Regions from separate parts of the Homo sapiens genome. Here region 2 is linked to region 1. Evidence: chromatin loops called from intact Hi-C (ENCODE). Cell type or tissue: mammary epithelial cell. All regions are shown on one strand. Each heading gives the region's core, and the rest is flanking DNA. Links, peaks and the distances in the headings are about the cores only.

Evidence for each region. Peaks named below come from ENCODE experiments on the same cell type or tissue, not always from the same donor. Only the 100,000 strongest peaks of a DNase experiment are listed, where the experiment ranks them.
Region 2: a loop joins it to region 1, with 17 times the contacts of the local background. A loop is called at or near these places in 2 of 110 quality-filtered maps.

The regions. Positions count from the first base shown.
Region 1 is chr6:152,258,886-152,275,423 of GRCh38, forward strand. It overlaps SYNE1 (spectrin repeat containing nuclear envelope protein 1), which reads right to left. Exons shown (of 146, transcript NM_182961.4): 99 at 10,270-10,401; 100 at 9,171-9,280; 101 at 3,147-3,303. Among named protein-coding and RNA genes, the nearest start is that of SYNE1-AS1, 110 kb to the right of the region's middle. In mammary epithelial cell, for the core only: a CTCF peak has its summit at 9,563 (motif pointing left); DNase peaks (open chromatin) are centred at 10,126 and 11,586; H3K27ac peaks cover 568 bases.
Region 2 is chr6:151,950,909-151,967,446 of GRCh38, forward strand. The region is part of intron 4 of ESR1 (estrogen receptor 1); the gene reads left to right. Among named protein-coding and RNA genes, the nearest start is that of ESR1, 150 kb to the left of the region's middle. In mammary epithelial cell, for the core only: no CTCF peak of the experiment used is centred there; a DNase peak (open chromatin) is centred at 7,613; H3K27ac peaks cover 849 bases.

The DNA.
Region 1 (16,538 bases), core at 4,952-12,951:
AGGTGTGCACCACCACATGAAGCTAATTTTTGTATTTTTAGTAGAGACAGGATTTCCCCATGTTGGCCAGGCTGGTCTTGAACTCCTGACCTCATGTGATCCGCCCGCCTCAGCCTCCCAAAGTGTTGGGATTACAGGTGTGAGCCACTGCACCCAGCCATCAGTCTCTTTTGACTTTTCAAAATACCTCCTCACCTTTCAGGCTGACTACTCATGATCCTGTAAATATGCCAAGCCCATTCCCCATTGCAGCTGGGATATCCTCCACCCAGCATCCCCTTAAAATCTACTACTTTAATTTCCATACCGATCATAGCAACTTTTGACTATTTTTTCTTAACCTTTGTTTCCTTTGAATTCCTGCTTATGGATCCTGTCATAGTTGCCTAATTTTTTTTTTAGAAATGTATGCACTATTTCCTTATTCGGGTTATAGGTTCTCAGAAGCAGGAGCTGTATTTCACCCTGAAGCCAAGTAGGTTGTTGTGCATGGAAGCATTAAATACATTGGAAGTAAACAGATTAAGAAAAATTGCTCTAAGAGGTTAGTGCCCTTTGACCTAGTGAACTTTAGGCCAAAATGTGCCTGTTTTTACATATGAAACTAGTAAGTATTTCTAGGATACAAAATTGCCATTAAGGTAGTATGAAAGAGGAGGGACTTAGGTAACAGAGATATCGGCTTCCTGATTCCAGATTCACCTCTTCTTAGTCGCAAGACCCTCTCTAAGCCTCAGTTTCCAGGTCTACAAAGTAGAGATAATATTGACCTCACCACAACGTTGTTAGCGATGTTAACACCTAGAACTTAAAATGTGCTCATTATATGATCACTCCTTTCTGCCTGGAAACTGACAGCTAAATTGCTTCTTCCCTCTCTTTTCCTTCACCTTTTCACACCACAGAGAGGAAAACAACCTATGAGGCACTTTGTACAAATGACCAGCGATTGCTGAAACAAAGCACTCAAATGCAAAAATGTCATTAAAAAAAGAACATTCAATGCTTTTATTTCTAATCCAAAGGCAAGGGAGGCACAACATGAACCTAAATTTGAACAGTCCAGGTATTGTGGAATGTCAGTGGCAGCAGGGCAAGGTTTGTTCAGTAAGCACAGCATGGAGGACGCTGGAGTGTCGGCTCCAACTGAGAGCAAAAGCAGCTCTTGAAGATGAAAGCGGGTAATGGATGAGACCTCCAGGAGGTCTGCAGATGCCGGACGAATCACACAGGTGCTTTATGAATGGAGAATAATACGCAAGCACAGAATCTAGAAATATCGTAGATTTCTCTAACTTAAGATAGTCAGAAAAGACTGCAGTCCCTGATTCAGAACTGTACATACCTCTCCTATTCAAAGGATTGGAGGGATACTAGAATATGAAGGGAGAGCTAGCAGTCAAGTCCAGAAGATCCGTATCAGGAACAAGGAATTTGAGCTATGAGTCTGGAGGACATTTTATCAGGGATTTGAGGAAGGATGAATTAAAATACAGGGAGGAGGTCCACGCAAAAAGTATAGGGCACCATTTGCCAGGGTGGATACGATTCTGGGACACCTGCTTCCAGGAATACAGTGCTTTAAGTTTCCCAGGGCAGAGCTGGTGGCTATTTCTGCAGACAGAGGTAAAGAAGCCTCCTGGCCAGAGAGGGAAAGTGAGGGGGCAGAAAATTCACAAAAGCATGTGCTTTTATAAAAACAGAATAGAAAGCGTGGCTCTGGAGAGACGTATGTGTGGCTATCCACAGATGACAGGACACCTTATGACCTTCAGACCAGCGATCCCCAACCTTTTTGGCACCAGGGGTTGGTTTCTCGGGGGTGGGAGAGACGGTTTTAGAATGAAACTGTTCCACCTCAGATCATCAGGCATTAAATTCATAATAGAAGCATGCAACCTAGATCACTCACAAGCATAGTTCACAATAGGGTTCACATTCCTATGAGCATCTAGTGCTGCTACTGTTCTAACCAGGAAGCAGAGCTCAGGCAGTAATGCTCACCTGCCTGCCGCTCACCTCTTGCTGTGAGGTCCAGTTCCTAACAGGCCACGGACCCATACCTGTCTGCAGCCTGGGGGTTGGGAAGCCCTGCTTTAGACCATCTCCTTCCATTTAACTCTGGCAGGTTGCGCCTGCTTTCTAATGCCTACTTTCTCAGCTCCAGCGTTTCCCTCCTCCAATTCACTACAGTTATTGACACCCTTTGCTTCTGGTTTAGCCTCTCCCAGCCCCTAAGCTAGTTCTGGCCAGAGCAGAGAAACAGCAGCTTCCGCAGAGCAACAGGAAAGGTTTTAGAATTCACTCCGATAATACTGCTGACTTGGAATGAGCCTAGATGGACGCTGCTAGCCCAGGACAAAGGACTAGTCTTGTATCTGAAGAATTCCTCTGGGCCACAGCTGTGGTAGGCATCCCAGGCTGGCTTGTGTTCCTGACTCCCTCATTTGCCCTCTAACTTTCTAAGTCCTCTGACTTCCAGTTGTTCCCTGGCTTCTGCTTAGAGTGAAGTAATAGCCATTATCTGGAACCATCTGTTGCTGTCTTCAATTCCCTTGGATTTGGCATGCCTGGTGGAACCAAGCCCGACAGCACACAGTATCCCTCCCAGGAACCAGCCTTGCAGATGGGTCCATAACTATTCCAGCTGACCACTGGCTTCACTTCCCTGCCCTAGACCCACCAACGTCCCAATATGTTTCTCATTAAGATCTCCTGAAATTATTAAATACTGGAAGTGGCAATGGAAAATAAGATGGCCTCACAATTGAGTTCCAGATTTGTGGAAATCCTTCTGTCCTAGATGTGCATATCCTTGATTTCCATCCTTACTTTTTCAAGTTTGCAAAACACACACAAAAAGAGGGCACTTAAAATGTAATGGTTTAGGCTAATAAGGAATCAGATATTAATCATCTCTGAGGAAAAATATTGTCTATAAATCAAATAAATTTTCACATATAAATATATAATTATGAAGGGAAATGTGAAATAGACTTGTTAAGAAAAATGTAGAGTGAAAAATTGGTGTCATGTCTTAGTTTGAAATTGATCATGAAAATTAAGTTGATTGCACAGTTATAATCCCTCAGCATAAACTCTACATCTTTTATATTAGTTAATATATAATGTAAAATATTTGATACCACTTGCTCTTGTTCCTGTTCCAGAACATTCTGTAGTAGTTTCTGCTTGGTACTAAATTCTTGATGTAGGCTTTCCCATTTCATTCTCATCTGGTCTTCAGCGGATGATTTCTCCCCTTCCATCCCCAACTCCTGGGATAACACATCAGGTTTTTCGCTATTAGAAGAATAAATAATCTAAGTTTACAATGTGCACAAAAAAGTGATAAGACAGGTAACTTATTGTGTGTACCAGACCTGGCTTCTCAAATGAAATAAGATTACCTTAGTTATTAGCTTACACTTTAAAAATAACAAAAATGTTTAGGCCAATCATAAAGCAACTATATTCCTACTCATTGATAAACTGAACCATGTGCAGAAGGGATACTTAAAAATGCATTGAATAAAAATAATTGTAACATTTGGAATAAAAAATTATAGCACGATTACAGACTAGTATCCTTTGGCAAATAGCAGAAAAGTTAGTTCAAAACCTTAAAAATGTGTTAGTCTAGGGAGAGTTACGATTATGAGTCCAGAGAAAACACAGGACACAGGAGGGCGGTGCAGGACACAGGAGGGTACAACAGGACACAGAGAAATAGTACAGGGCCTGGAAAGGTAGTACAGGACAGAGGAAGGATCGTACAGGACCTGGGAAGGTAGTACAGGGCATGGAGGGATAGTACAGGACCTGGGAAGGTAGTACAGGACACGGGAATGATCATACAGGAACTGCGAAGGTAGTACAGGGCATGGAGGTATAGTAACAGGGCCTGGGAAGGAAGTATAGGACATGGAGAGATAGGACAGGACCTGAGAAGGTAGTAGAGGACCCTGAGGAGGAATAATACAGGACCTGGGAACGTAGTACAGGGCACGGAGGGATAGTACAGGGCCTGGGAAGGTAGCACAGGACACGGGGAGATAGTACAGGGCCTGGGAAGGTGATACAGGACATGGAGGGGTAATACAGGGTCTGGGAAGGTAGTACAGGACACGGAAAGATAGTACAGGGCCTGGGAAGGTAGTACAGGACATGGAGAGATAGTACGGGACCTGGGAAGGTAGTATAGGACACGGAAAGATAGTACAGGGCCTGGGAAGGTAGTACAGGACACAGGAATGATCGTACAGGATGTGGGAAGGTAGTATAGGGCATGGAGGAATAGTACAGGGCGTGGGAAGGTAGTGCAGGACATAGGAAGGATCGTATAGAGCCTGGGAAGGTAGTACAGGACACAGAGAGACAGTACAGCACCTAGGAAGGTAGTACAGGACACGGAGGGATAGTGCAGAGAGATATGGGAGGAAGGCCCTGCAGTGTCATCCTTAAAGGTAGGCAGCAATGTGACATCTGAGATTGGTATGGCTCTTATTTATTTATTTATTTTTGAGACAGGGTTTCACTCTGTCACCCAAGCTGGTGTGGACTCGTGTGATCACAGCTCACTGTACACTCAAACTGCTGGGCTCATGCAATCCTCCCACCTCAGCCTCCCAAGTAGCCTCCCAAGTCTGGTATGCACCACCAGACTTGGCTAATTTTTTTTTTTTTAATTCTTTGTAGAGACAGGGTCTCACTATGTTTCCCAGGCTGGTCTGGAACTCCTGAACTCAGATGATCCTCCTGCCTCAGCCTCCCAAATTTGTGGATTTCAGGAGTGAGCCACCATGGCTAGCCAAGTTTAACTTTTAGAGTGAGACAGACCTGGATTATGACCCTCCCTCTAGCACATTATCTGTGACACTGGGGTAATTTGTTTCACTTCTCTGTGCCTCAATCTTCTCATCTTTAAAATGAAGATAGTATCTACCTTGCATGATTATGAGAATGAAAGAGAATACATGCATAAGGCCTATAACCCTATCTGGGAAATAATGGCCACTCAATAAATGGGGGTTAATAATGACGAAAATGGGCTGGGTGTGGTGGCTCATGCCCAGCACTTTGGGAGGCCAAGGCAGGTGGATCACCTGAGATCAGGAGTTCAAGACCAGCCTGGGCAACATGATGAAACCTCATTTCTACTAAAAATACAAAAATTAGCCAGGCATGGTGGCGCACACCTGTTGTCCCAGCTACTCGGGAGGCTGAGGCAGGAGAATCACTTGAACCCAGGAAGCAGATGTTGTGGTGAGCTGAGATTGCACCACTGTACTCTTCTTGGTGACAGAGCAAGACTCCATCTCAAAAAAAAAAAAAAAAAAAAAAAAAAGATGAAAACAGGAACAACCTAGGGTGGCTGAATTTCCACGGATCTTCATTCTTCAGGACCTTTGAAGTCCTAACTAAAACCGTGTCATCTAAAAGGAATACTAGATATTAATTAATATTTTGATGCAGGGCGTTTTGCTCAAGTGAAAAAAAAAGAATAACAAGTGTGTTGGCAGGATAATACTCTGTGGTACCCCAAAGCCAATTATTCTTAGAATAAATGTAAACACAACAGTGTCTTTAGATAAGTCTCTAGAAATAAGACTTAAAATTTCTGTAAACTGGCCAGGCACAGTGGCTCACACCTGTAATCCCAACACTTTGGGAATCTGAGGCAAGAGGATCACTTGAGCCCAGGAGTTTGAGCCCAGCCTGGACAACATAGCCAGACCCTGTCTCTACAAAAAAAAATTCAAAAATTAGCCAGGCATGGTGGTACATGCCGGTAGTCCCAGCTACTTTGGAGGCTAAGGCAAGAAAATCATTTGAGCCTGGGAGTTCAAGGCTGCAGTAAGCTATAATCACACCACTGCACTCCAGCCTGGGTGACAGAGTGAGACCCTGTCTCAAGAAAAATAAAACTCTTAAAATGTGTGATGCAGGGATTCCACTCCTAGGATATAATGCAGAGAATCTTTCCCATCTGAGAGACATGTAGGAAGTTAATTTAAACAATGCTAAAAGCAGCAATCTTAGGGCTGGGCGTGGTGGCTCACACCTGTAAACACAGCATTTTGGGAGGCCAAGGTGGGTGGATCACTTAGGTCCGGAGTTCAAGACCAGCCTGGCCAACATGGTGAAACCCCATCTCTACTGAAAACACAATTAGCCAAGCATAGTGGTGGGCACCTGTAATCCCAGCTACTCGAGAGGCTAAGGCAGGAGAATCACTTGTACCCGGGAGGCAGAGGTTGCAGTGAGCTGAGATCGCATCACTGCACTCCAGCCTGGGCAACGCAGCAAGACTCTGTCTCAGAAAAAAAAAAAAAAAAAAAGCAATAGTAACAATAATAATAATGGCAATGGCAATAGTGCAAATATCCAGCAATAAGAAAATGGGTGAATAAATTATGTTCACAAAATAAAATACTATTAAACAGTTAAAATGAAGAACTAGATCTATATCTCAACATGCATATATCTCAAAAAATAATGGCGAGTGAAAAAAATGCCAAAACATAATTGATACCTTCAGTTGAGTGTCTATAATATTAGTATCTGAATTTTTCTATTTTCTAAAAATTATTTTTAAAAAGCTTTGAAGTTCCTATGAGGTTAAATTTCTTTATTGCTTTTTTCTTTTGTGGTAATAGCCTATAGTATAGCACTTTTAATTCATTTGTATTTACATAAAAATTTGTAATAAAACCAGAGGAATATTTAATATTTATAGTCTTACATTTAATCATTGACACACGTACAACACCAGTAGCAAACCTTTTAAAACATAGCCTTTTGTTCCCCATGAAAATTATTCTTCTTTCCTTTTATATTGACATCAACAAATTTCCAGTTGTTTTTCCTTAGTAATCTTGGAAGGCACCCTCCATCAACCCTCGACAAGTAACATAGTACTTATTCCTTACACGGCAAATGTGTGACTCTATAAAGTAGGTCATGCCCTTCCCACAGAGGTTTCCTCACACAAACCAAGTCACATTTATAGTCTTAGAAAAGCAGCTGGCAAGTTAAGGGCTGAATATCAGGCTTTTTCCTAGCAAGGTTTATATATATATACATATATATTTACTTTGGAATGTAGATATCATTAATTCATGGTTAATTGTTTGCCTGGTACCCAAAGGCTTGAAAACAGGCTGAGCTGTTATCAACTGCATATAAAGGTGAAGTTTCTTAAAAATTTGTGTAAAAGTTAAAGAATTTATAAGTAGTCTTTAAAGTGGATCTTATATAGAAAGCCAGTACTGCACTGCAAATTTATTTTTAAAATATTTTTTATATTTGAAAGAGTAACTTACAGTTGTTTGTATTTCATTTAGGTCCTTTCCAAAGCTAAAGGCCAAGGAAAGAAAAAAATATATATGGTAATAAAGTTGCAGAAGATCCCTTCTGCTCCTTTAGTGATGATACATACAGAGAGGAAGCAATGCTGGATGGGTTCTTTGTCAAAATATTTGTTTGGCAAAAATATTCAGAAAACTATGCAAGATAAGTAAACATTTTAGAGGACCTGGAATGTAACGTGAAGGCAAGTCTTGGCTCAATCAACATGAAAGAAACAGTCTCACTTCGGGTTTATTACAGACACATATTCATGGTCTAATCAGCATCTTTAAGCATGATACACAACAGACAGTTTTTAAACTCCTTTATATTTTTAAGGCAATTTTTACAGTTTTAGGGTTATTTAAAGTCAGTCCCTGCTTATAGATGCCATAATACTATTCATTCCTATTCTTTTACATTGATATTTATTAGCCATGTCAAAACTTTCACAGATTTTTGTTTTGTTTTCCTTTTCTTGAATGCCTTCCTATTTCCTACATTTTTTGTCACAATATATCTGCTGCAATTGCATTTTAGTTTGTTTATTCTCCTATCACTTGCCCTCAGAATTCGTATATATGTATATATGTGTGTGTATATGTAACAGACTGTACGTAGTCAGCATTGACGTCATATGTCAGCACTGATTAAACTGCAAAAAAAAAGTTTAATTCCTATGTCGTCCATCTCTAAAATGTTTTTTTTATTATTGACGGTCTATTCTAGTTCTTATCTACACACATACTCTACTTTCAACTTTATATCACATTTTTACTTAGCATCATACATTTATTTTTTGATACGGTTACATCACTTTTGGTTAAGATTATATATGTATAAAATTTTCTTCAACTTTTTTATAGTAGTGAGCATTTATGTCTTTTTAATTATTTGGTATTACAAATAATATTTCCAAAACCACCTTCATAATACATATTTCCTCCTTTATGTTACTTCCCCTAAAAAATGACTATTCAGAAATGGGAAATGGAGTCAAAGTTATTTGCCAAAGGATACTACCAAATTACAACTTTTAGTAATACATAAACACAGAGGTTGCATGAAAACTTTTTTTTTTATGTTTTAGATTTCAAAGAAAGTTTTCCTGTATATCCTCTCAGTTGACATTCATAATTATCACAAAACTTCTGTGATGACCTTAGTGGATTATTATTCTAAATTCTACAGAGGAGGCTCACAGTCGAGTGACTTTTCCAAAGTGACCTTCGTGGAACTAGAATAAAACTCAGACCTGCCTCAAAATATAGTGGTGCTTCCACACTGCTGCAATTCCTCTATGACCTTTTAAATAAAAGTCTTCAACTTGAAAATTCTCCAACTTCCTTAATTTTTCTTGACTCTTCTGTGTAGAAGACTTTGAAAGTCTTCACTCCAGACCAAGATTTCAAAATATTTAACGGGCCCCTGCATTTATTTTTTAGAATGTTGTTAGGGCAAGATAAGCTCTTACAGAGAGAATGCTCTCCAGTGAGATACAATCATTCAGTTAGAAACATCATGCATCTCATTTATAATGCATTTCTTATTCGATTAAAAAGATGAACTCATGAGCATCTTTGGACAGATAGGCTGCGCAGGCTGGAAGGAGGGCAAACAAGTAAGCTTACTACAGGCGCTATGCTCAGGCAATGCAACAGAATGTTCAAAATGCAGGTACATTTACTACCCTAAAGTAAAAATAAGATGACTAAATTTTGCAGAAGATGTTTAAAATAAAATTTTGAGTGAGATGTTTACTTTTCTTCAAATGTCAGGGAAACACAATGAAGAGAAAATGGAAGCATTTTGAAACATACCCAGCATCACCAGAGGTCTCTGCCGCCGAATGTTGAATTAGAATCTCCTCTCCACGACTGGCTACTGAGCGAAGGAGACTCTTCTGCTCGGCTAATTCCTGTTCTAACTCCTGCTCAAGGGAAAGGACAAACGCAAACACATTTGCTACTTTATGATTATTGCCTACAATCATAGTTCTAGCTATAAAATTCTCAGAGAACTTCGGTAGTGAGCTTTTAAGTTTGCATATTGCATAAAGCATGAGGTTTATGTAAATATTCAAATGTGTCTCCAAAGTACTCTGTAGTGTTCTTTTGCTTTGATACAGGATACCTCTGAAAAATCTGGGGGTTAAAAAAAAAAAAAAAACCACCAATGGGAAAAGAAAATTTTGCCGGGCAATAGTGCCCTCAAGTGGTACAAAATGTACTCTCATTTTTCAAAATCAATATTGTCATGCTAAAAGGATAGATCCTTGGGAAAAGTGGCTTTTTAAGTTCTCCACTTAATTGATAAATTAGGTTATCAATAGATTTGGCTTTAATTCTTCATTATTTATAATAAATCCTCTTGTTATTTGAGAAAATAAAATATTTGAATATGCTTTTTACATACAGTTAAGGTACCAATGAGAAATCATTCTTATTCATCAAAGTTCATTTGTTTCACTAGGCAACAATTAGCAATCCTATTTTGTAACGACATCTACTTGAAAGTAAAAATACAAACTGCATTCATTAAAAAAAATAACAAACATGCAACTTACACTTTCACCAAACCTCAAAAGGCTTTCCTGAGATTTATATTAAAATTAAATAGATTCAGAGGGCAAATCTGAAAACAGAATAGGTATCTCTGGTAAAGAAGATGAGAGCCATGTTACACTATTTGTAAACCTAAACACAAGCTTTTCTTAAAGACTGGATTTTCAAATGACCAATCATCCCAGTGGTCATGAGTCAATACACTGAAACACCAACATCTTGCTTCATTCAAAGAGAAGATAAAGAGACACTCTGTCTTTAGTACAGAAGCAACTTGTCTGTCCTTCTGAAATATGCCTCTCAGGTTCTTCTCTGGGCAGATCTGCAAGCTAGAGAGAGGTAGGAAACACTTTACTTTTTGTTGCTGGAGACTGCTCTGCCGCTGCTGGGTCCATGTGGTGCGAGCTTGGGCCAGCCATTCCTGGACGCCGGGGCTCTGCGTGGCTGTTAGGTCAACATCGCTCTCCTCCTTCTCCTGTGCTGTTCCCTGCTTTTAACGAGGCAGAAATCAAGTCATGCTACACACCGGAAAACCTTAACCAAAGGGGAGAGAAGGCTACTTTGGTGTGATCTATGTAATGATACCAAAGTGGCTCCACTGGGATGTGAAACCACATTTTTTAAAAAAAACAGTAACACAAAACCCATCTAAGTTATGGCATTTGCAGGAGCAAGAACAACATACAGATAATCACACATAGAACTGTTTGAGGGGAAAACCCATATATTTAGAGGTTAGTCTTTTAGCTGACCAATGTGGTCATCAGATATTCCAGATTTTTTTTCCACAAAAACATAACTCAAGATCCTTTGATGAGTTTGTTTTTTAAGTCACACAAAGGTAAACTGTTTCTCAAATGATCATTACCCACAATAATTGTGTCTCTCCCGTGAAAGCATTACCCTGCCTTATGTCACTTTCTCTAATCCAGGTCCAGACAATGAAAGATTTTTAGAATAATCTTCCTAAAAATTTTTCTAAAAGATTATTAATCAAAGACATTTTAATGTCTTTGAGAAGCAAAAAGTTCACTGTTCTGTAAGGCATCATACTCTCTGGAATTCAGTAAGAACTTAAATTTGATTCTCAGTTCATATGGGAGAAAATGTACTGCAGCATAGAGGCAAGGAGTCTAAACAAGGGTTTCCCAGGCCGGCTGGACATCCTCTGTTCCACCTTTCACAGACCAGGTCTTGACCTCTATGTCACAGAGCCTCACCTCCACCACAGTAACTCAAGTCCCAAGACACTGAACTAGGCAGGAAGCCTCATCCCTGATACTGGTCTGTGTAAACCTTCTGTGTCTACCCTACTAGGGCGATAGATTTAAATTATTCCTAGAATTCTCTATCTTTGAGAGTCTGCTGTTTATATAATAATATTTATAGACTGACCTACATAATTAATAGACTGTACTCAAAGATGAAAACTCTTTAAGAGTCTTTCTTTCAGAACCATCAATTAGCACATTAAAAAAAGTCATTTACTGTGGGCACGTGTGGTTACCATTTTACAAATTCAAAGCTTAATTGAGCCTTGAGAGGTCAGTGGTGTGATTATTAAAGGTGAGATCTCTGAAAAAGTACCCTTCACTCCCTCCATCACCATCACCAGAAACTGGCCCATTGCTAAGCTGGCTTGGAGAAAGTCTGACTAAAGGAGAAAGACCAAAGTAATGACTCAGCACCTAGGCAAGAGTTGATCCTTCCTGCCTGATTATTCTAATGGAATTTGAAAGGCCCTAAAATGTTGCACATCAAATGGGATTAGTTCTGAATGAGAGCTTTTCTACTCACATAGATTCATCTGTCAAAGGATAAATTATAATTTCAATATAACTCATTCACTACTTAATAAGCACTCACTAGACACTGTTCTAGAAGCTGGGAGTGTTTTGGAAGCCAGATGAGGGCCCTGGTGGGGAGTTAGACTATAAACAAACAGATAACTGAGCTGAAGATAAGGCCTACAGAGACTGATAATGGGATAGAAAGTTTTAGGGAGGCCTAAGGAAGCATCTTTAGAAGAGACAATTGCACTCTGCATGACGAGAGACCACCAGCCTTGCAAAGATCTAGAGTGAGGGCATTCAGACCCAGGGAACAGTTGGCACAAAGACCCTAAGGTGAAAGAAATTTGCCATTTCAGAGAGAACAGAGCAGTGAAGAGGACAGCAGGGCTGGCGTACCATGGGGCAGAGGAAGGATATTTTACAGGTTGCTTCCACGGAGGAGCCTCCTGCCATCTATTTCTGGAGCTGCTGCTCGCCTGCCCCTGGTTGTTCTTTGCAATGTCTGAGCACAACATGGGACCCAGCCATTCCAGCTCATCCAACCTAACTGCCCACAGAGACCCTTCTCTCGCTCTCCTATTTTCAGAGTTTTATACTCACCATTTTAGGGAAATAGATGGGATCTGTTTACCTTTCTGTTTCTTCTTTTTTTCATTAGAATCTCATGATTAAATTGTCTAATAGACTTTATCTTTATCTTTGCAAGGCGGTGTCGGTGCTTGAAGCTAAATGAACAGTAAAAACCTGTAGGTAATAGTATATAAAACTTTCTCCCAGATTCTGAGCCCACCCGAGCTCAGAGGTACTTCCTTTCCTTTCAGATGATCCAGCCAGAGATTGCAGTTTAGGTAGAACAACGGGGGTGCAATGGTCTAATATATGCTAGTTGCATTTTGCAAGACCTTCAGAATGGGTGACTAGTGACACTAAATTCTCCACCTTCTGCGGAATTTCTCAAAGATAAGCAGTGATTTTCCTAGAGATGGGAAGTTTGGGTGGATGGGCATTCTCCCAGAACTGGAACCCATGATTTTCTGCATGAAAACAGATTCTCTCTCATCTAAGACTCCACCACCTTCTAAGAATAAGCTCTAAAAGATCCTGGTTCTTCCAAGCAAAGTTGAAACAGCAGTTCAAAAGGAACCCATAGAAAATGGCCTCAAGAAATCAGTGGACGAGACTGAAAGTTGTCCCCATCAGAGCTGCTCCAGCTGCCAAAGTAGTGGCCCTGGCCATGACCTGCTGACTTGCTTTTGTGGGATCCAGGCCACTTCCTCTCTGCTTTTCTCTTCAGCAAAAATTTGTTTTTCAGAGCCCGGCCTGAAGACTCCCTTGGAAAATTCTCCGAGCCCTGAGCCCAACACGCTCTTCTACACCAGTTACTATGGTCTGATTGAGAGAGGTTGGCTCAAGTTCCTTACACCAAATTTGGATTTGGAACACTGACAATCGAAATGTTAGGTCTTAACAACTTCCTCACTTTTATATGCACAGATATATATTCAGATTCTATGCGGTTAGACTCAGTTTTTCAGTGAGTGAATTTTTCTCTGAATGATTTAGTCATTGTGAAACATAAGACTTGGACCACAGGAAGCAAACCATGATTAAGAATCCAGTTCAAATTTCATTCTCTTTCCCCTGGGGATAAGAAGGTGCAGCCAGAAGGAATGTAATTATGGTAATTACTTTCTCTGAGGTGTGATAACAGTTTTCTGCCATGCCTAGGGAATGCAGAGGTTAGGCGGTTTCTGTCACCAGTCCCCACTGGGTGGGGCTACATAAACTTTATTTTGGAAATACTAGAACAGTAACCACTTTTGCCAGGAACATTCCTTGGAAGATGAATGAGGACTGGGCAGTGCTAAACATTACATAAAACATTTCTTTATAAAGCTTTTTATTATTTTATGGGGCAATCTCTCTGTTCTTTTAATGAATGATAATGTGTGAAAAAGACCCAGCTTCATGAAGATACCACGTAATTCAGGAGATCTTACTACATGCCCTTAAGATCTTCACATAGAGAAGCAGTCTATTTGATAGGAAACAAAAAAGCATAGTCATTCACTGATACCCATGCAAGTCAAATTAGTTAAAAGGAATGGAGGTAAGAGGTATTACCATCTCCCAGCTTCAGTAGCACTAAGTAATGGTGTGCTTACAGACTTAGGAAGGTATTCCAACCCTCCTGAATCATCCAAGCCCCAATTAAAGAGCATTAACATTGCTGAGGGCTGCATTTAATGGATGATTTGTTTTCTGCAATTAACTTTAGTTAATTTCAGATTAACTCCAAATTATTTTTAGTTTTCTACATAAAGGGACATGATCCTTTTCATGGCAATAATAATGTAAACAGGGCTCCTTTTCTTCCCACAGATGGAAAAACAATCTTCCAGGAAGCTCTAATTATTTTAAAAGATCTAGTAATATTTTATATGCTGGGAACTTCATTAGATGAAAGATGATGGAATTTATAGATAGTTTAAAAATAAACAGTAACCAATTTCCATGTAGTAAAACACTACCACATTTTTCTGTATTTACACTTCACCCAATGTGGGCAGGGTCAGGACTTGACTCAGTTTAAAGAATTCCCGTGGACCTGGGCAGGATCTGCTGGGTGTGGACACCACAGTGGTGTGTACATGCTCAGTCCAGCCCGCTAAGTCTCAAGCCTGGCCTTTCAGCATAGCAGAAGCTTCTTCGTCTCAAAGAATGTGATTTGGAAACAGTTGGTTATTGTTATTAATTATTTTAACTGCTGCAATTTGAGCATTTATTGTATTACTTGCATTTAAATCCTCACTGTTTTTTTTCTTTTTGATTATTTTTTCCACATGTTCTAAAGAATTTTTTTAAGTTAAATATTATTATCCATATTTTACAGATGAGAAAACTGATCCGTAAGAAAGTTGTGGAAAATTTAAGGCTCTTGCCCCAGGTCACCTCGTTAATAATGAATGGGAAAAAGATAAACAGATTTCAATCCTGGCTTGTGGATATGCTTTCTTTGGCACACAAATTATTTTAAAATTTTAGATTTAAATGTCAACGTTTAAAAGTTGGGAGGCTTTAGAAATAAATCCACATTCCCTATCTCTTGAAAAACTAGAAGATCCAGCAATGCCACTTGTAAATTCTTGTGTGATAATAGCTAGAGCTTAGTAACAGCTGCTTCTTAGACAGGAGACCAGCTTGCCAAGGGCCAGGCTGGGCCTGCTCCCCTCATTGGTTTTGCCCTTCCCAGGCCACGAGACCTTGGAATTTGTGGTTCCTGCCTTGTTTAATCCCTCTTGTGCTTGTGAGTGAGGATCAGGCCGCCCCTTCCCTTACTACCTGCCTCTAGCGGTAGGGTGGGGCAAGGGAGTAATAAGAGCTTTATAAATGATTGCTATCCTACCTAGGAAACTTTCAAGGCTTTCCCTTTATTTTAGCTTCTTTAGAAATTAAGTTCATTCAGAGATCACCACTGAAAATAGAAGAAAGCATTATATATTAGACCTATAATAGCTGTTTACAAAACTAGGTGAATTGCTGTCTACTTTTACAGCTAGAAAATCATTCTACTTCTGTTCAGTTTTAGTATGTGTAACCTTTTCTTTTGACTTTAATTACAAAGTCACATTGCATGTGCATTTTCAAGTGTGTAAATCCAAGTGAAAAGTTATATTTTTTATTTGCATCTATTTACCCAACACAGAGTTCAAACGTCTTTTCATATGTTCATTGTCCATTTATATTTCTTTTCCTGTGAATTATCTCTTCATATCTTTTGTCCATATTCTATTATTTGATCTTTCCTTATTGTTTTACAAAAGATTTGTGAATTGCATAGTTTCTTCCCTGTTTGTCTATGTCTTTTGTTTTATTTTGTGTTACTCATTCCTCCCTGTCTATGTCTTTCAATTTGGTTACTTTTTTGGGGGTGGGGAAGGGGGGTCATACAGAACTTTTTTATTTTTGTGTAGTAGTTTCATTTTTATTTGTTTATTTATTTATTTACTTATTCATTTTTGAGATGGAGTTTCACTCCTGTTGCCCAGGCTGGAGTGCAATGGCGTGATCTCGGCTCACTGCAACCTCTGCCTCCTCGGTTCAAGTGATTCTCCTGCCTCAGCCTCCTGAGTAGCTGGGATTACAGGTTCCCACCACCACACCTGGCTAATTTTGTATTTTTAGTATAGACGGAGTTTCACTATGTTGGCTAGGCTGGTCTCGAACTCCTGACCTCAGGTGATCCACCTGCCTCAGCCTCCCAAAGTGCTGGGATTACAGGTGGGAGCCATGGCCCATTTGTTTATTTTTTTAGTTGGCGTCTCACACTGTCACCCAGGCTGCAGTGCAGTGGCACAATCATAGCTCGCTGCAGCCTCAACCACCTGGGCTTAAGGGATTCTCCCACCTCCTCCCAGCTTCTCCCATCCCAGCTTCCTTAGTAGCTGGGACCACAGGCGTGTGCCACCACGCCCGGCTAATGTTTTTATTATTTGTAGAGATGGGGTTTTGCTATGATACCCAGGCTGGTCTTGAACTTCTGGGCTCAAGCAATTCTCCCTTCTTAGCCTCCCAAACTGCTAAGATTACAGGCATAAGCCACCAAGCCCTGCCAATGTATTAGTTTAAAAGAAGCTATAAAATTATGGGTTTGGGGTATACTGGCAAAGGTTTTCCCTATCCTAAGATTAAAAAAAAAAAATCATACATTGAGTACCTTGCAGACTTAAGTTTTATATTGAAATCTTTGATCCACCTGTGATACATTTTTCTGTAAAATATGGGGTAGAAAATACAGTTTATCACGTTTCAAGTGATTATTTACAGAGTG
Region 2 (16,538 bases), core at 4,119-12,118, 310 kb before region 1:
GAGGCAAAAGAAATAAGGAGCTATTGATTTAAGGAGGAAGGTTTGGCTCATCTAGTATAGACTTGGCTAATCATTTACTCTTGTATATTTCTCTTCTGCCTGCCCAAGTAGTTCACTGAACAGGCTTAGAAGTTGATTTATAATTGTAAGAGTTTACACATCAGAAGTTAATTTATAATTGTTAACAGTTTCATGCATCTACCTCATAAATACCTTGTAAAAGATTTTACCCTTCAGAATAATGTTTTCCTCTGGTACTTTAGTAGTTTATCCTTTTTTTGCATCTTTGATGCATTTGAATTCATCCTGGTATGCTGTGTGAGCTGGGGCTCCAATGTCGTTTTCCTACAGATGGCTCCACAGTTGTTTCGGTTTCATTCGAACAGCCTCCTACAGAAGTATTTTTCAGACTTCTTTTATACTTGACTTCCAAGTTTACTACTGGTTAAGAGCTTTTAAAGTAGGGGGAAAGATATGACCCATTGGCCTACTCGTTTGATTATTTTTTCCAATTCTGAAATCAAAAATTAAAAAATTTATTCAAAGTTATAGTTTCACTTAATTTATATTAACTGCATAGATAGTGTGATTCATCTGTCCTGCTTGGACATATTTAGTAACTTTTAATTAATCTTAGAGATAAAAGATAGAAATCTATGAGACTTGAGACATTCAAATAAGACCAGTACTGATAAGAGGTAATCAGGTGAAGTGCCATTTGGTTGTAATAGGACATCAAAATTGTTCCCCAAGAGTGAAGGATGTTCCATTCTCACTTTTCCCATCTGTCCTCCCAAATTCTTTCACTCTTCCTGATGCTTTGAACCAACTTGAAAAGTTAGTCCACTCAGAACCTCAGCTGTTAAACTTTTAGCCTCTGCAAACAAACTAGCCGTTTTCCTCTTTGTCCCTTTACCATCAAGCTCAGTTGCTTCTCCTACTCCTCTCCCTTCTGCCAGGGGCTCCACCCTTGTTCCTCATTCAACAGTGGAATCATCTGTGTGCCTGTCTCCTCTTTACTGTGTACCATTGGGTCCTCTTCTTCACCATCTCTAAATTTATGCTTCTTCCCTGTTCCACTGTCACCAGCTTGGTCTACATCCTACTTTGATCATTTGGATTTAGGTCCCACCCTAATCGAGTATGACTTCATCTTAACTTGATTGCATCTGCAAAGACCTGATTTCCAAATACGACCACAAGTAAAGGTTCAGGTGGACATGAATATTAGGAGAGACAGCACTTCAATTAACAGTTTGGCATTAGGACTTTATTATCTAGCTTAGTAATTGTTTTAACAGATAAATAATAGTATCCCCTAAAGTTTAAAATGCAGAACCAGATTATGCCTCAGGGTGCCTAACCTGAGAGGAAGAGTCTTTCTTCAACAGACTCTGGGAAAGACCTTTGTAAAAAGGCTGGTGACCATTCTATTTGATTTCTACTTTCCAATATTAACTGCTTAAGTCAGACAATCTCCTTGGCCCACGCTTTCCCCTGCCATTCTCCCCTTCACATAATGTCTTCATTTTATTTTTCCCTTGTTTTATTCCCTGAACTCCCTTCTCTCTATTCAGATTCCCTGCCCATTTTTTCTCCTAATGAGACGCCTGACTTCCTACCTCCTTTTTGAAACTTCAAACTGCTTAGCAAATACAATTTTGAATTGAGTTTGCTGTCACAGAACAAAAACTAGTCCTTGGTCCAGAGTATCTTGCAGGACTGAATCAACTGTGGTCTAAGACACAATAATAACTCTTAATTATTTTCTTGTTTCCTTCATGGTATATTTGTTGCTGGATGATGAGTTTATATTATGGTTGAATTTCCTTTTTGAAATGAAAAGATGAATAGTCTTTATTGGCTGGGTATCTATTTTTATCCAGAAGACTTTGCAAATGAGAAATATTTCTACAATCTGAGTTTAATTTGCTTAAGCAATGAACTTGTTCTTTAAAAGTCGTATATGTGCAAAATAAATTTAAATTAAATAAATCATATTTTAATGTAGTCAGGGTAGCTTTCATTTAAATAAAACCTATGACAAATATCCACGTGAAGTTATCACTCCTTTAACAAAACAAGTGTTCTCCTTTTTTATTGAAATACTAGTTTTCACAAATTGAGATTCCTTAATGTGATGACCGCTTGGACTGACTATAGTATAGCTGCGTTCTTAGAATGGCCCTGAAACCACAAGGCCTCTCCAAGATGCATGTGGCTGACTTTCTGAGGTGACTGCATTGAATCTTTCTGGCTTAGCTTATTCTGCATCCAGATCCCTGGAAGCTATTTATCCCCAAACAGTGGTATATTTAGACCCATTGTGTGCTAACCTCTCTGTGCCCTAAGTACCAACATAGCCAAGCCAAAGTTCGAACTTTGCTGCCTTACAATGGAGGTTACATCGTAGTGATGAAAGAGGTTAATTTTCTTTAGGAGTTGAAGACCAGAGAACTGCAAAAAGGGGAGAAAATCAGTGTGGCCTCTAATGAGAGCTAAGTGAGTGAGGCAATAGAAAACAGTGAGGACCGGCCAGTGCGGTGGCTCATGCCTGTAATCCCAATACTTTGGAAGGCTGAGGTGGGCGGATCACGAGGTCAAGAGATCAAGATCATCCTGGCCAACATGGTGAAACCCTGTCTCTACTAAAAATACAAAAATTAGCTGGGTGTGGTGGTGGGTACCTGTAGTCCCAGCTACTCGGGAGGCTGAGCGGGGAGAATCGCTTGAACCCGGGAGGCAGAGGTTGCAGTGAGTCGAGATTGCGCCACTGCACTCCAGCCGGAGTGAGACTCCGTCTAAAAAAAAAAAAGAATACAGTGAGGACCTTGGAGGGAATCTTACAGTGGAGCAGAATTAAAAGAGAAGAATTCACCTATTTCCTATATAACTCCCTCTGTAACCGATAACTTTCTAGAGAAAGCTCACTGAATATATTTGAAATTTGTTTCATACCACTTTTATGTTATTGCCTTCTTTCACAGGAACCAGAGAGCTCTAACCTGTAGATTTGCTTTGTTGTCTTTACTTTAGACTACAGCCTAAACTGACTGTTGATTTTTGGCACAATTATTACATCTCTCCTTTCACCCCGCCTCTAGCCCTTTCTTAATTACCCCCATTAGGCATTTTTCTTGCTAGCGTGAACTAAATCCCCTGTCTCAAGCACGCGCCTGTACATTGAAATAGAATGTTAATTCATTGACGAAATTAACTGTTCTTGATTGGGAACCCCTAGTTCCAGGGAATCTTAAGGTTTCAATTCTGTTGCCTTGGTTACTAAACTGTTCCATGCAGTTTGCTCAACTTTGAATGGATACTTCTCTTAGGAACATTCTCCCTTGTAAGTAAATTGCTTGACGTGTTAAAATCTAAGTTCTGTTTTACAATTCTTGAGACAAATTCACCATGATTTAGTTTTAAAAACAAGTGGCCTTGTCCTTTTAGTCTAGGATTTATCACTTAGCTGTATCTAGCAAAGCCCCTCACACAATAGTAGGAAAAAGCAGAAGTGTGATTGCTAAATGAAGGGGAAATGTAATAAAATGATGGAAGTGCCCTTTTTTAGGGGGAATTAAAGTTTCTCTTTGTAGTGTTACATGTATTCATTATGTGACTTTCATAAATACAAACCCCAATAAAACGGTGGGCAGTTCCGTCTCTGGAGATGTTAAGTGTCTCTTCATAGAATAACATGGCACATCATAACATTTGATTCCTTTTACCTGGTCAAGATGTTTGCTTATGGCATTTGAAATGCATATTTTCAAACTAGGTAGATGAATGGTTTAAATATAAAAATTCATTCAAGGCCCTGAGCTATAGAAGAATATCTTCCAAAACATGCATTCAAGTTCTATCTGTCAGTGTTTTTCTTTTTGCATCAATAAGGCAGCAATGGAATACAATCAGATTTATTTTTTCTTTATTGCTGTCTACAATTCAGAGATATAACCTGAAAAATATGTTGTCTCTTCCCAAGTAGATCTTGTAATTCTCTGAACTGTGATCCAGACCAATGCCGCCTTTACATTGGGTCTGTGGAAGTGGGAGGGTCCACTGAACCTGGTTATGAGAGGTTTCAAATTGAAAAGATTTACAAGTATGTAAATAAAATCAAATAGTCAATTAGTATCTAACATATACATGTCAAAACACATAGCCCCAATCTCATAAAATCAAAGAGATCTACCTAAATAGATTTGTTTGCCTAACAAATAGCAAGACCACTTTGACAGAATCTTTAGCATGACAGTGATTGTCAAAATGGGTAAATGGTTATTATTGCCCAGTTAAGTAATTTCTGATTTGCTTTGCCTTGATTACTCTTAATAAACTAAACTTAACATACCATAGAAGCAATATTTTTTAAAAAGAGGGTATATTCTAGAGCTAGATAGGGTGTTGTGCAACAATGTGAATGTACTTACTACCATTAAACTGCATACATAAAAAGGGTTGAAATGGTAAATTTTATGTTATATACATTTTACCAAAATAAAGAAAAGTTATAATACTTTCCGTAGCATATATAAAAAAGAAACAGACATTTCATAGCAAAAATAGGATAAAAATGATATTAAATTCATAGGGGATTTCTCTTATCTAAAACTTTAGATTTGATTCTTAGATAAGAATATAAACACATTGCAAGAAGATAAATCAATAAGCCAATGAAGTAAGGTGGAATAAATAAATAGAAATAGGTGATACTTGCGGCTCTGACAGCATCTGATAATAATAGTACAAACAGTTTCATTTCATTTAACAGTTATTTGATGAACTCCTGTGTGCTAGGAACTGTTATTTAAAAAAAGTAACTTTTATTTTAGGTTCAGGGGTACATGTGCAAGTTTGTTATATAGGTAAACTCATGGCTCGGGGCTTGGTACACAGATTATTTTGTCACCCAGGTACTAAGCATAGTACCCAACAGTATTTTTTTTTCCGAACCTCTCCTCCTCTCACCCTCCCTCACGTAGGCCCAGTGTCTGTTGCTCCCCTCTTTTTGTCCATGTGTTCTCATTATTTAGCTCCTACTTATAAGTGAGAATATGCATTATCAGGTTTTCTGCTTCTGTGTCAGTTTGCTAAGGATAATGGTCTCCAATTCCATCCATGTTCCTGAAAAGGACATGATCTCTTTCTTTGTTTTTATGGCTGCAGTGTATTCCATGGTGTATATGTACCACATTTTCTTCATCCAGTCTACCATTGGTGGACATTTAGGTTGATTCCATGTCTTTACTATTGTGAATAGTGCTGTAATGAACATACGCGTTCATGTGTCTTTATGGTAGAACGATATATAATCCTTTGAGTATATACCCAGTAGTGGGATTCCTTGGTTGAATGGTAGTTCTGTTTTTAGTTCTTTTAGTTCTGTGTGTGAAAACACACCAGAGAACAAAATTGACCAGATCTCTGCCTTCACAGAACGTTCATTCTACTGTACCAGTTATTTCATGAGGAATATGAATACTGTTATTACTCTCTGCCCATTTCACACATGAAGGAGCAGAAATGGAGCAGAGTTTACTAATTTATCTGTTGCAGATAGTAGCTAATTGTGTGCCAGGTGCTGTTCCAAGCATTTTACCCCTGTTAACTCAGCTGAGTGCTTTTATTTTCCCCATTGTATGCCCAACTTATGGATGACAGCACTGAGGTAGAGAAAGGTTAATAACATAGAATAGTTTAGTATTAGGGAAACAATTTGAATTCTAGGACACTTTTACTGAAACTTAGCATAGGCTAAAGAAGTGATCGTGCATGTTTAAAGAGTTGTATCATTTTATCATTATTTGACTTTCTTTTCCAAAAAAAACAACCCTTCTCCTTTCTCTCTCTTCCATGTGACAAATACATGTCTGTATACATACATATATATGTAAATATAAATATATATAAAAATATATATAAATATAAATAAATATATATATATATATATAAATATATATATATATATAAAATTTTTTTTTTTGAGATGGAGTCTCACTCTGTTGCCCAGGCTGGAGTGCAGTGGCATGATCTCGGCTCACTGTAAGCTCCGCCTCCTGGGTTCATGCCATTCTTCTGCCTCAGCCTCCCGAGTAGCTGGGACTACAGGTGCCCGCCACCACGCCCGGCTAATTTTTTGTATTTTTTAGTAGAGATGGGCTTTCACTGTGTTAGCCAGGATGGTCTCGATCTCCTGACCTCGTGATCCGCCCACCTCGGCCTCCCAAAGTGCTGGGATTACAGGTGTGAACCACCACGTGCGACCCACATGTCTGTATATTACAGCCGTTGAAGGACACAACTTTTGCCATTGGGCGACCCAGTCCCCTAGTAAGTGTTCAAAAATATTCGCTATTATCATTGTTGGTGATTTCGAGGATTTGGATATAATTAATTTGAGCCTAATTTTTTAAGACTATTACATAACTATACAAAAAAATCATGAGAGAGCCTGGAATTTTGCAAAACTAGGATAGAAACCAGTTTCTAAAAAGCATTTTAAACATTCAGCTTGTGTATTTCTTTTCACTTGTATTTTGTGATCTGCCTCCATGCTTTCATGCCTTTCTCTTCAAACAATCTTATTACCACTAACCAAAAACAATTAAAATTTGATTGTTTTGTTTTTACATGTTGTTACAGTTAAGAAAAAAAAATTCTAGGTATTGACCCCTGCCAGTTTTCGGAGTTAATACTAACTAGTGATTTGGGGCTACATTTAAGTGCTTTAAGCTATCCTACAAGCTTAAAGTAGTTATACATGCAAATACTTAAATGAATTAGGTACAAGAATACAGAGGTAAGAAATAGAATCTATTGTAGAATAAATCCTATTTCAGATGTGACTGTTTTAGGATTTGAATCAACCACATATTACAGAAAACCCCAAGATAAAGCCTTGGCATAACCAAGACAAAGTTTATTTTTTTCTCTCACATAAAATTAGTCCAGACTTATTTTACCAGTGGTATGGCAACTCCACAGTCAAAGGGACCCAAGCTCATCTGACCTTCGATTCCCTTATCCTGGGACAGGCTTACATTCTCAAGGTCGACTCCTGGCCTAATGGGGCTACTGGAGCTTCAGCCATCACACTCTGTGCTTCCTGTTATATCTACTGGTCAGAACTTCAGATACATCTGTCTAAAAGGAACGCTGAAAATACAGTCTTTAAGCTGTGCAATTGTACCTGGAATAAATGAGTTCTTTTAATAAAAAGAGTTGAATGGATATTTGGTGGGCAAATAGCAGTCCATGCTACAATAATAAACTTCACAATTTTAGAATTAGATATCTTGTAATGAATATTCTGACGTGGTGTCAACTTATACCATAGATAGATTATAACTTTGAAAAGGAATTAGAACACAATAATAATAAATTCACACTAAGGCTCTTTTGGGGAAAAAAAATCTCTACCATTTATTGAGTGTTTATTATCTTCACAACATCCCTATGAGTTAGGGATTATTTTTGTGGACATTTTACAGATAAAGAAACAGAGGCATTGAGATGATAACTAGCTTGACTAAGGAGTGGCGGAGCTCTGGGCAGTGTGGTTCCTGTGTGCCCATAAGGCCATTGCACAATGCTGCTTCATCATGTAATTCAGAAAGTATTGCAGGATGTGGCAGTTGGTCATCATGAATGTTCATTGTTATCTTGTGGCTTTGTGAAAAATTCTGGTCATTCAAACGATTTGACTGTTGAGATTCTGTGCACATGAGATTGTACTGTGTACATGTTTCTAAAAATGTGTGTTATAGATCAAAATGCACACACTCATTTACCTCTAAGAACAGTTCTTATATTGAAGGGAAATTATCTGTACGTGAGAGAACAACGTGGTTTTGAGTACAAGTGGTGAACAGACATTGAATAGTTGTTTTCAGAAAGCATCACTCCCCTGTACCTCAGAACCCAGCCTCAGTGCTGGTTGCGAGCCAACAGCTTTGATGTCCTGAAGTTTTTGCATCACTTCTCTTTTGCCCCTCTTTGGGATTCAAAGATGATAAGTTTGAAGTGGAGTTCTACCGCTTCCATTGGAAGAGAAAAAGTTTCCGTGTGTGTGTGTGTGTGTGTGCGTGTGTGTGTTTACGGAGAGGAGTTCTATGCATCTGCAGAGGGTGCTGCCATCAACAAGGAGAACAGAGTGGGATGAAGGGTTTGGGAAGCCAGGATGGGCATCTCTGACGAGCTCCAGAACTCTCCACCTAAGTGTGCAAGTGTAAACACTCCCTGATGTGTGAACTGGCCATCTCAAGACTAAGTATTTAGCAGGAAATGCCCCCTATTCAACCCTTGCCTTCTCAGGTGTAGAGGTTGGGTTGTCTCTTCCATCTTTGTTTGAATTATGTCATTAATCAACCTTAGTGAAAGATCACTTAGTCATTTGTGACAGCATAAGTTCTTAATTGTTAGGAATCACTGGTGCGGCACACATCTTTTTCTATCCATGAACAACGTCAAATGCTTATTTTCTCATGAGCTTTTATTTTTTCCTTTTAAAAAAAGTTTCTTAGGATAAACACAGCCTTTTTCCTTGTCTCTCCCTTGCCCTCTCATCTTTTTCTCAATCTTTATATTCCTATATGTCACTGAAGAGTCCCCGTGCCAACGCTGTGCAGTGGGAGGCTCCTACCTCCACCAGCTTTTGAGGAGGTTGTAGTCCTGCAACCTTAGAGGTTCCACAGCCAAGCTGGGGGTCTTTCTGGAGCATGGGTGGTGAATCTGAGATCTATGCACCCAGGAAGCCTGACACATTATTGTGGTGTCTCAATTCTTTTTTTTTTAATTAGAAAAATTGTATCAAATTGCATTTGGTGAGAGCAAAAATAAACTGAAGTTGGTTGAGCTTTGGAAGACTACAAGCCACTGTAATATTTAAGATTTCTTGACCTCCAGAACTAACATTTGTCCTGTCAGAGAAAATAATTACTCCTGTTGAGAATACATGCATTAAAGTAAGATGTTCACTACTCTATATGATCACCAAACATTAAATAATATGTTTTACACATGTATGTACTATGTGTTCAAGTGTTTATAAATCCATGGAGCCAATAGAATGTAAGTTCTATGAGGGCAGAAATTTTAATCCATTTTGTTCCTAGAACAGTTCCTGACACATACTGGTGTTAGGGGTAGGTCTTCAGATTTTATGGATCAAATGGAATCTCCACACTTAAAAAAACTTAGAGAAAAACTGCCTTAATGTGCCCATAGTCTGGTTGGAAATGGCAGCTCCAGGTTCATTGATTGCTTTGTTCATTCGGCACTTTTCACTGGACATGCTATGAGCCCAGCAGTGTTCTGGGTTTTTGGGATACACCAAGCCCTGCCTCCCCGGTGCTTAACATTCTAGTGGGGGAGACAGAAAGAAAGCAAACATGGTGGACAACTTAATTATCTATTTTTGAAAGTTGACAGGAACTGTGGACAAAAGAAAACAAGAGCTGGAGACAGCAGTGCCAGGGCAGGGTGAGGGTCAAGTTAGAGTAAGCCTCATTGAGAGATCTTTTGAGCAACACCTGAAGGAGGAGGTGAGAAAGTTAGCCATGTGGAGGGAGCAGCATTCCAGGCAAGTGGCCCACCAAGTGCAGAGTCCTGACAGCAAGAGCAGTTCTGGAATATTCTAGAAACAGGAAGAAGACCAATGTGACTAGAGCAGAGTGAGGCAGGAGTGAGAGAAAATGTGATCAGGAAAGTAAGGTCCTGTGGCCACTAAGATTTTGGCTTTTATTCTGAAGGAAATGAGGACTCATTGCAGGACTTTGAGAGCATGATCTGACTTGTCACAAGTGTTCTCTTTGTCTACTGGGTTGAGAAGACATCCAAAGGGGGCCAAAGATTGAGGCAGGGAGAGCAGCTAGGACAGGCTCTAGCAATCTAGGTGATAAATGAGGACCGATGGTGGCTCTGACAAGGGTGGTAATGGAGACATGGTGAGGAGTGACCACATTTCAAATATATCTTGAGGTAGAGCTGACAGGATTTTCCCGATGGGCTGGGCGTAGTATGTGAGAGAAAGAATTCAGTTATGGATGATTATTTTGTCCTGAACAATGATAAAAGTTGAGTCAACAACTGATATGGGGAAGTCTACAGGTGGAACAAGTTTTTGAGGAGGAAATCAGTTCAGTGTTGGCTATGTTGAATTTGAGATGTTTTTAGACCATCTGAGTGGAGAAATCTGGAGTTTAGGAGAGAGGCTGGACTTGATATGATGTTATGGGTCCTCAGCATAGAGATGATGAATGAGATTAGCAAAGTAGTGAGTGTAAAAAGGAAAGGGAAGGAGACCAAAGATTGAGCCTTGGGACAGTCAGAAAGAAGAGAGGGAACCCGCAAAGGAGATTGAAATGGAATCCATCTCACTGTGGCATCGTGAAAGACAAATGAAGATGGTATAAGATGAAAAAGTGATCAGCTGTATCAAATGCTGCTATTGGGTCAAGTAGGGTGAGAATTGATAATTTTCCATCTTGTCAAGAGCAGCCGTGATAGAGGGAGGGGGTGGAGATATACTTGGAATGAGTTCATGAAAAAATGGGAGGGAAGGGATTAGAAGCAGCAAGTATAAGCAGCTCTTTCAAAGGAGGGAGATGGGGAATGGCTACTGGGATGCCATCACATAGATAGGAAGGTGGAACCCTGTGCACTGGAGGAGGGAGTGTCCTCACAGAGGAGGACAGGCAGGAAGGTAGAGTGGGCTGCTTTGGGCACATGTGGTTCTGTGGATGTTCTCTTTTGACAGCTTCAGTTCTTCAGGGAATTGGGAGCAAGTTCATCAGCTGAGAGTGAACATGGGGCAGACAGTGTGAGAGGTCAAAGCGGCAAGAGTAGTTGTGCCACAGTCTTTTAGGAGAGAGGGAAAGTAAATGGAATGGGGAAGGAAAGTAAATAGCATGGCTGCTGAGCTGCGTTACAAGCCCACCCGGTGTTGGGTTGTGAGGTGTAGTTGTGGGCTCTTCTTCAGTCGGATTGTCAGCATGGGCGGCTGGCAGAGAGTTGAATCTGACAGGGCAGCAGTTCTGGAAAATGAGTATGATGAGTCAAGAAAGGGACCAGGAAGTGGAAACTGTGTGTGAGGCAGTGATGCTGATGAATGACTGTGGAAAACAATGGAGGTGAGGAGGGAGTGGATGTTGAGTGGCTAGGGGACAGTGAAAAGGGAGTAGGATCCACTAGCTTGCTGCTTGTCTCTTATAATTAGGATCAAGAGCTTCTGCCGTCTTCTAGGCATTCTGCTGCTTCAAGGGAGTCTCTGAGATTGGGTTCTGCATGGATGTATTGAAACATGCACCTAGGTGTGTTTGGAGTCCTGCCAGAGACCTGCTTTCTCTTTATTCTTATCCTGAGGCCCTTTAGGAGGCTCAGATGGAATAATTTTTATGGTTTCTTAAAACCCAAGTGGGTTACCTAAGCCATCATAGTTCTGCCCCCTGTTCCCTGAGAGGACCACGGGAGCACCCTGAAATGGGTTTTCCACTCTGCCATCCCCCACTTGCCTGCTTGGGTGTTGACCTCAGCCATCTACACATATCCCGGATGTAGTGTTGGGCCCCTGGTTGATGTCATTCCTTTTCAAATGGGATCTTTTACTACAGCAATCCAGCAACAAACTAAATAGCGATAGAGTTTTCTTTCCCTTACAAACCACAACCACAACCAAGGGAAAAACCAAACCAAACCAACCAAACAAACAAAACAAAAGTATGTGGCTTCTTACCACAGCCCCCTATCTCGCCCAAGCCTTGTGGCTCTTTGATCTCTGGTGTTCTGAAATTGCGTAATCATGTGCTTGCTCTTTTTCATTCATTGTGCTGGGCACACACTTAATGGACCCTTTCAAGTTGGTTTTCTTTTATGGGGTAAGGGTAGGCAGGACTATTTTTTAAGATTTCTTCCACTTTGTCTTCCAATTGTTCTAATGAGTTTTTTAAAATTGTGCCTGTCCTGTTTTTAAATTCCAAGAGATATTCTTTGTCCTCTAAATGTTTCTTATAAATATATATAAAATGAATAATATAAGCATATAGTTTTGCATAGATTTGAGTTCGCTGTTACAGTGTCCTTTTATTTCTCTGAGGATATTCATTATAGGTTTTTTAAAAAACACTTTTTCTGGTCCCCAAATTATCTCTTCTCTCTAGACTTCCTCCATTCATGCCTTCCTTCCCCCCTCCCTCCCTTCCTTTGCTCTTGCTCTTGATTTTGGAGGCTTGTCATAAATATTTGACCATCCATTCATTTTTTAACCATAACGAACTAAAAATGTTAATTGGAGCCCTGTGTGTTCCTTGAGCAGAATGTTTGGATTAATGAGCTTCCGTGCAATGTTTTCTCTGGAATGGATTAATTTCTCCAGATCTATAATTTTTCAATCTCTTTCCAGGGGGTAAAAGCCTGGTTGTCTGTTTCATGAAAGTAAAAATGTGGGTAAGAGTGATCCCAGCATTCAGAATGCAGACTTAGTAGCTGCTTGTTTTCAGTCCTGGGACTTCACCCACCCTCACCACAGTTGGTATCCCAAAGTGTGAAACTCCTTAGATTATCTTTCTCAAGAAAATGAAACTCAGATATTCGTGTCCTTTGGCCATTTTTGATTAGCTTATTTGTTTTCTTCCTTTTGAATTGTTTGAATTCCTTATGTATTTTGAATATTAACCCCTTATTAGATTTATGGTTTGCAAATATTTTCCCCCACTCTGTGGGTTATCTTTTCACTTTGTCAATTGTTTACTTTGCTGTGCGGAAAGCTTTTTAGTTTCATGCTATCAAACTAATTTTGCTTTTGTTGCCTGTGCATTCAAGGTTGTATCCAAAGAACTCATTGCCCAGATCAATGTCATGGAGCATTTCTCCTATGTTTTCTTCTGGTATTTATATAGTTTCAGTGCTTTTCTTTAAATTTTAATCCATTTTGAATGGATTTTTAATAGGGCATAAGTGTCACTTCCATTTTTTTATATGTGGATATCCAGTTTTCCCAACACCATTTATTAAAGAGGCTGTCCTTTCCCTATTGTGTATTCTTGGCACTTTTGTTGTAAATAAGTTGATCTTACTTGTGCGGGTTTATTTCTGGGCCTTCTAATCTGTTCCATTAATTCATGTGTCTGTTTTTATGCCAGTATCACACTGCTTTGATTACAATAGCTTTATAATATATCTTGAAATCAGAGAGTTTGATGCCTCTAGCTTTGTTCTTTTTGCTCAAGATTGTTTTGGTTAATTGGGGTCTTTTGTGGTTCCATACAGATTTAAAGATTATTTTTTCTATTTCTGTGAAAAATGGCATTGGAAATTTGATAGGAAGTGCATTGAATCTGCAGATCACTTTGGATAGCATAGATTTTTTTTAACAATAATAATTTTTCCACTCCATGAAGAGGTATACTTTTTTCATTTATTTTTGTTTTCTTCTATTTCTTTTATCTGTGTTCTGTAGTTTTTAGTATTCAGGTGTTTCACCTCCTTGGTTGAATTTACCCCAAGTATTTTGCTGTTGTTGCTATTGTAAATGGAATTGTTTTCTTAATTTCCTTTTTGGATAATTCTTTATTATTATATAGAAAAGCTATGGATTTTTGCATGTTTATTTTGTATGCTTCAACTTTACTGCATTTGTTTATCAGGTTTTAACAGTTTTTTGATAAAAGTTTTGGTGTTTTCTGTATATATGATGATGTCATCAGCAAACAGAGACAATTTCATTTCCCTATTTTCTTTCTTTTTTTTTTTTTGAGATGGAGTCTCACTCTGTCACCCAGGTTGGAGTGCAGTGGTGCGATCTCCACTCACTGCAAGCTCTGCCTCCTGGGTTCACACCATTCTCCTACCTCAGCCTCCCGTGTAGCTGGGGCTACAGGTGCCCGCCACCACGCCCAGCTAATTTTTTTGTATTTTTAGTACAGACGGAGTTTCACTGTGTTAGCCAGGATGGTCTCGATCTCCTGACCTCGTGATCCACCCGCCTCAGCCTTCCAAAGTGCTGGGATTACAGGCATGAGCCACCGCGCCCGGCCCCTATTTTCTTAATCACGCGATATATACAGGCTTGTTGAAAAACATGAAAATGATAAAGAAGTTTATGTATTAAGAGGCAAAAGCTATGATGTTCAACTCCTCTAAAACCACTTCTTAGTAGGTGAACATTGTTAAACAGTTTTGTGAATCTGCTTCCAGATTTTTTCTAGGCATGTTCATACACATATACACACATAATTTATTTTTACCCAGTTGCGATCATGTATCATCTGATCCAAAACTCGCTATTTTTCAGTTAATATGCAGTGACTGTCTTTCCAAACCATAGTATATATATATATCTCTAAGAATTTTTCAAATCTGCTATAGTTTTTAAACATATTTATTGTTACATACATATGTGTATAAGTTACTTATTTGCTTATTTCTTTGAATATCTTTGTCTAGCTTTGGAATCACATAAATAATGAGTACAAATGGTAAAGAAATTTCATGTGGAAGGATATATAGAAAAAGTACAAGTCTCTCTTCTCATCCACTCTATCTCATTACCTAAAAGGTTATCCTTAGAGCTTTATATAATACATCCCTGAAGTTTAGATCATTTTATTGCCTCCCAATTGTTGAGAGTAAGGAATTTAGTACATATACCTTTCCTTTCACTTTCCTACCCTCTACCTACTTAATGAGTTCGATTATAGTTTTTCAGTTCACCCACTGTTAAATAATATACCTATATTTATAATATACCTATATAATATACCTATAATAAACCTATATTTTTGACTTATCAACTTTGGACATATCTATTGGTGACTTGTGATGAGAGATGAAATAATTTGTACATTTACCCTTCTTTTCCATTCTTTTCCCCTACCCATTCTCCCCTTTTTGGCTAAATGATTGCTTTTAGGTTGATAAGGTTTATAATAGCTACTGTTCTGTGGTTATAAAATTTGTTTCATATTTTATGTGAAATTTGATTATACAACTAGCATTCAAAACATTATTATGTAAATATTAGTTACTGTAATCACACAGTGACGCTCAAGGAGGTATTTACTAAGCATACAGATCATTCCTTCTGGATCCAACTCAGCAGTTGCTTTGCTGTGCCTTACCTCATCTTTCGTGGATTCCTTTTCTTTTGATTGCAATATATCCTTGAGTAATTTTTCAGAATCGATATGTACTGTCTGAACTCTCTTATACCCAAAAAATTTGCTTTCACATTTGCTAATAGTTTGACAGAGTATCAAATTCTGCTTTCAAATTCTTTCCCCTTCATGGCTTTGAAGATACTGCCCCACTATATATTCTAAAATCCATTGCTGCTAATGAGAAATTCTGGTGTCACTCTGACTCTTATTTCTTTCATATCACTTGGCATTTTCTTCCGAGAAAATATTACTTATCTTCAGAATGATGAACCTTCTCTATCATGTCTCTAGGTGTTAGGGCTTCTTTCATTTAATCCTGTAGGTCCTCAATAGGCTTTTTAATTAAAGTCTCATTTTATTCGGGCTCTGTGAAATTTTTTGTTATGTTTTGGCTTCTTTTTCTCTTTTGTTGTCTCTCTTTTCTCCTTGAATGTCTTTCTGATAGATATAGCATTCCCATTATCTATCATGTCTTTCAGATTATCCTACATTTTTCTCTTTGTTTTCTTTTTCTACCATGTTTAGAATTCTCTTACACGTAAGACATCACTTACTAGATCTTCAGTCATATCCTTTTTATTATTCAGTCTGTGCATTTTTAATTTTCAATTTTGGCAACCACATTTTTAATTTCTAAGAATCTATTTTGCTAATAGTACTTTTGTCCTGAAACTTTTTATATCCTGCAATATTTAGAAAGAGCACACCCTTATCCACAGCTGATTAGGAGTACACTCTGAATGCAGGGCACGATGGGCGAACATTTTGTTACTGGCCTCCTCAAGCCTCAATGCCCAGAAGTTATTGCCTCCATCAGAAACCCTTCTTTTGTTCTATCCCTCACTTCCAAATGAAGTTCCAGCTTAATTTTTGCTGTCACTGTAGTGGGACAAGCAAATCCCTATTTCACGTGATCATTGCTCAAACCTCTATTGACAATCCTGCTTTGCATTCCCTTATTTAGAGTGGGATGGAAAATAAAGGCTATGAAGGGGGAAGAATCTGATCCCACCATTCTCCTTTTTCATTGCAGTTTTCTCCTTTTTTATGGATGCAATAAGCTGTTGCAATCTCTCAGGATGGAAAAGAACATTTTAAAACTACTCTACTGCCAGAATGATCTCTTTTTTTTAATTATACTGTAAGTTCTGGGATACATGTGCAGAACATGCAGGTTTGTTACATAGGTATATACGTGCCATGGTGGTTTGCTGCACCCACCAACCCATCATTTACATTAGGTATTTCTCCTAAATGCTATCCTTCGCCTAGCCCCTCACCCCTTGACAGGTCCCAGTGTGTGATGTTTCCCTCCCTGTGTCCATGTGTTCTCATTATTCAACTCCCCCTTATGAGTGAGAACATGTGGTGTTTGGTTTTCTC